Regions from separate parts of the Homo sapiens genome. Here region 2 is linked to region 1. The links are chromatin loops, found by intact Hi-C in ENCODE. Cell type or tissue: Caco-2. All regions are shown on one strand. Region 1 overlaps RASSF3 (Ras association domain family member 3). Region 2 overlaps RASSF3 (Ras association domain family member 3).

Region 1 (2,500 bases):
AAGAGTCTCACTCTGTTGCCCAGGCTGGAGTGCAGTGGCATGATGTCGGCTCACTGCAACCTCCGCCTCCTAAGTTCAAGCAAGCACATCAGGCTAATTTTTGTATTTTTAGTAAAGACAGGGTTTCACCATGTTGGCCCAGGTTGGTCTCAAACTCCTGACCTCAAGTGATCTGCCCACCTCGGCCTCCCAAAGTGTTGGGATTACAGGCGTGAGCCACCACACCCGGCAGAAATAAGTTAATCTTTATTAAACATGTACTTATATGCCAGGTATAGTTCCAAGCCCTTTATATGAATTAACTTGTTAATAATAACATTTATACAAAAATATATCAATAACACTACAGCTCAGCCAATTAAAAATTTTAAAGGCTATTAAAAATCTTCACAGTGGCATTTGGAATTATTACAAAGCCAGTTTCCAACAACCAATTCATTGTGAGAAACATACAACCAAAGGAGGGGGAGGTTGGGGGTGGAGAGATAATATGAAAACTCAGAAGGCGCATCCGGCCTGTAGGACTAGGAAGAGGTTTCCCACCGGGTTCCAAGACTCATACTAATTTTACTGAGTACAAACGAACTCTGAAGAGTCGGCCAAGCAGATCACATGACTCATTGAGCTTTAATGCCTGCACTGGAGCATAAGCAGGCCTATTTCCTAAATGTGGAAGCATCCAGTATCGCTGAAACCCTCAGAGCCGAGACAGTCACTCTGTGGAGAGAGAACAGAGGGCTGGGAACCCAGCCACGGCCAGGGAACTGGACTCTAAGGACAGCAGCAGAGTCTGCCTTTGCAGCACGTTATACAGTTTGCACGTATTACCTTATTTGATTTGATCTCATGAAAACCAGAAAGACGACAGTGACTAAGTTCCTAAACCATGAGCACAAGACTTTCTGGAGGAAAAAGGAAAGCCCCAGGAAGAAGCGGAATTTGTCACCAGGTCAAGCGAGCTGCCCTGAGCAAAACTAACCAGGATCCCGTGATCAGAGGCAGATAAGAGAGAAAGAGGAAGTTTAAAAAAAAAAAAAAGTGTACAATGTGTTAACTTATACATAAACTCTTGGGCAAACAAAACCACACTTTCATATGTCTAATCATTCTCTTTCAACTGGAGTGGCTTGCTTTAAAGGAAAAAGAAGTTGGGAAAGACTTGTGATTAGGTGCCCCCAGGCGTGGTCAGCAGGCAACAGCTCCATTCCAAAAACAAAGGCACCACAGTGATATGGTATGCAGCTAAAAAATAATAATAATAATAATAAATTAATCCTCCAGGAATGACTGGAGCTCCTTCCTGATCAATTACATTGAGATTCCCAATTCATTTTGGTTAATAAAGCCAATGAGACAGACCTAATTTCCAATTTCCTGCCATTTTTCGCTCTTTGGCTGGACTATTAGTTCCCTTCAAATCTCTCAACCACTGTCAGTTCTCCATATGGTCTACTACCCTCAAATGAAAAGGGGCATATAATCACATGTAGGAGGATCTTTTAAAAATAACTATTGCTGGCCAGGCGCGGTGGCTCACGCCTGTAATCCCAGCACTTTGGGAGGCCGAGGCGGGCAGATCGCGAAGTCAGGAGATCGAGACCATCCTGGCTAACACAGTCAAACCCCATCTCTACTAAAAATACAAAAAAAAAAAAAAATTACCCGGGGGTGGTGGTAGGCGCCTGTAGTTCCAGCTACTCGGGATGCTGAGGCAGGAGAATGGCATAACCCAGGAGGCAGAGCTTGCAGTGAGCCTAGATCGCGCCACTGCACTCCAGCCTGGGCAACAGAGCAAGACTCCGTCTCAAGAAATAATAACTATTGCTAACATTTATTAATGCTTATGAACTTCCAGGCATCCTACTAGTTTACAAATGAGGAAACTGAGGCTCAAAGAGGTACAACGATTTGCCAGGCGTGATGGCCCATACCTGTAATACCAGCGCTTTGGGAGGCCAAGGCAGGAGGATCACTTGAGCCCAGGAGTTCAAGACCAAACTGAGCAACATAGTGAGACCCTGTCTCTTAAAAATGTAAAAAATAAAAATAAATTAAAAAAACAAAGAGGTACAATGACTTGCTCAAGATAATACAGCTAGCACTGATTTAAACACAGGGTGCCCTACATAGCTGCTTGCAATTAATCAATTAAGAACACACACCCTTTTAGCCTATAGTTCTCCCTCTTTTTCATTACTGAGTTTTAAGCCCTCACCTCAAACAAGCAAGATGCATTGTAATGTTAATTTTAAAACTGTAACAGAGCTTCCTCCTTTAGGAATGGATTGTAAGTGGATTTGTTGATATCGGTGCTAGGTTTGCCTTTATGAAACGTACTCGTTCCGCTACACAATAAGCCCAAATTCTCTTCCCCCAAATTTCACAAATACTAATTTGGATACAGAGACCATCAACATGACAGCCAAGGATCAAACCCCTGCATGGCAGCAGCACCTCATTCATGCTAATTGACAGTTTCACGTGACCAAATCTGGTCAGA
Region 2 (2,500 bases), 71 kb before region 1:
CAATTTTTAATAATGGAAACAATTTTGCCATTCTAGAAACTATTTTAGGGGAGAAAAATCTTCCCTACAAAAATAAACTTAAACCCATCAAAATTATAAATATTATAACTTTTTACTTCTGCCATTTAAAATGCTCTCCTGCAATACCACCCCTTCATTTAACATCCTTCCTGTACCATCACATATTGAAGAGAAAACAGTATTACAGCAAAGCTTAGATAGTTTAACATAATGATTTGTACAATGATTCTTAAAAAATCTTTGGCCTTAGTGGCCTTTTTTCTTCACTTACACATTAAAAATGCTGCTGCAGTAACCAGTGTTTGGGAAAGGACATCAGTCTTCAAGAACCATAAACTGACAGAATTTCAATACAGTAGGTTTCCAAATTGCAATTTGTAGTGCACATGACAGTAAGCGAGGTTTTGGGTAAATATAGATGAGGATGCCTATTCAGACAATCTACTTCAAGTAAAAAAAAAAAAAAAAAAAAAATTCACAGATACCCATCAGCTACTACTTTAGGTTCTAACAGTGTCTTAATCTGAGAAACAAATGCTTCACAAAATATAAGTTTACTGGGATGAATAATTAAAAAACCAGGTGGTAATAACAATATACTCAAATCCAGGCCATAGTCTGAATAATAAAACCAGTACAAAAAATCACGAAGGCATTCCCTGAACAATAAAGGTAAAGTGTTGGATGACAATGTCACTAAAACCTCATCAATGTACAAAAGAGAAGTTACATGCAAAATTAAACAAGATGTGCCATACATATTTTATAGCTAATTCTATTTTTTTCAACTTTCCTTAAATGCTTAGGAAGATATGATTGTCTCAGTAAATTGTGTGGCACAGCATAACAACTTAAGTCTGCCTCCAACAAGATGGGTATTCTCCAAAAAGTCAGAAGAGCCACCAAGAGACGAACAGAAATGCAATAAAAGGCACAGTTCACTTGGGCAAAGAACTGAAGCACCTTGGAATTTCAAAAAGAATCCATTAGGTGTCACCAAAGTGTTAACAATTCCTTGGGAATTTATAAACAAAAAATATCTAGACTAAAAATAGAATATAAGGCCCCTCTGGAACCACTGCACACCTTTCCCTCTGTTCTCAGATTAAACTGCTGCATAAAATGAGGTTATTTAGCCTGTTTTTAAGGAAGGCTTCTATTGCACATGCATCTCTTTGGTTGGTAATAACATGTACTTTTGTTAAAATATTTCCATAATGAAGCCCTGTTGTGTGGTTAGCTGGGTGTGGACTTTCCTCCCTTTCTTGGGGGCCCTCCTACTCACAGTCAAGTTGCCCTTTAGAACTAAAGATCTGGTAGGATTGGGTCTTTATTCAATAGCCCTGTTCTCTATTATGTAAGAACAGATTTCAATGTAGAAAAGAAAGGGAGAGGGAGAGAGAGGGAGGGAAGGAGGGAGGGAGGGAGGGAGGGAGGGAGGGAGGGAGGAAAAGAACAAGGTAGGGTGGGAGACAGCAGGGAAGGAAAGAAAAAAGGGAAGAAAGGAAAAGGAAAGGAGGAATAAAAGGGAAGAGAGTGATTGTCACCAAAGTTTACTTGACAAATATCCTAGCTAACAATCAAGGGAAAAACAGCTGCCCCTACCCAAATTCCGTCTCAACTTTGAAAACCACCTGTGGGGGGAAAGCTATACACTATGTAACTTAACAAGAGTTAGTGAACTGTCACTGTCCTGCCTATGCAGAGCAGCTACACCAATCAGACCTTCCACTCCAAAAGGGCAGAATTAAAGGGTCGGATCCAGCTGCGTGAGGCCCACCTCTGCCCAGGTCAGTAGGCTACACCTGCCTGATTCTCTGATTGGTCAGCTGCAGAGTTCATGGGTCCCTCCTTTTGGTTTAGCTCCTGCCTCTGGCTCTGTTCCCATATTCTACCCACCAGGAAACCAAGCGATCCTAAAATGGGTTTAACACCTCCACACTGAATGCTTTTAACTCGTTTACAAGCAACTACCCCTTTCTCCACTACCCCTAACTGAAAAGCCAAGTCACCTTCCATAGCCCGCAGCACTCGCCACCACCGCACATGCCTTCTTCCAAACTTACACTTTGCTTTCTCTGTCAACCCCCTAACAAAATCCTTCACAATAAATTCCTCAGAGTTCCTAGATTCCTGTGCCTTTCGATTCACATGGATAGATTCCTCTGACATTAAAAAAAGAAAACAAAACCAAACAAAAAACCAGACAGGTAGTTTCAAAATAGGACAAGTATTCAGAAAGATTCCTAGTTAAGCTTTTTAAAAAATCAACTGCATATCTGTAAGCTTAACAGCATCATCACATAATTAAAATAACCAAAAAAAAAAACACCCCCAGAGTTCATGCTTCCAAGCACCCTCGAATGCTCCTGATGAGGCGACAGGTTCACAGCTTGCCAAGAGGTAACACTGCGGTGCTGAACAACAAGCTTGCAGAGTCCCTTACATGGGACGCTAAGGTGCAGGATGCTGTGTGACC

Evidence for each region. Hi-C counts contacts between places; a loop is a spot of excess contacts. Peaks named below come from ENCODE experiments on the same cell type or tissue, not always from the same donor. Only the 100,000 strongest peaks of a DNase experiment are listed, where the experiment ranks them.
Region 2: a loop joins it to region 1, with 7 times the contacts of the local background. A loop is called at or near these places in 61 of 110 quality-filtered maps.

Annotation. Positions count from the first base shown.
Region 1 is chr12:64,623,984-64,626,483 of GRCh38, reverse strand. All of the region lies in intron 1 of RASSF3 (Ras association domain family member 3), which reads right to left. Among named protein-coding and RNA genes, the nearest start is that of MIR548Z, 2.6 kb to the right of the region's middle. RefSeq lists a silencer at 686-875 and enhancers at 797-916, 273-989. In Caco-2, no CTCF peak of the experiment used is centred here; a DNase peak (open chromatin) is centred at 953; H3K4me3 peaks cover 553 bases.
Region 2 is chr12:64,695,056-64,697,555 of GRCh38, reverse strand. It overlaps RASSF3 (Ras association domain family member 3), which reads right to left. Exons shown (of 5, transcript NM_178169.4): 5 at 1-2,500. Among named protein-coding and RNA genes, the nearest start is that of GNS, 63 kb to the left of the region's middle. In Caco-2, no CTCF peak of the experiment used is centred here; no DNase peak of the experiment used is centred here.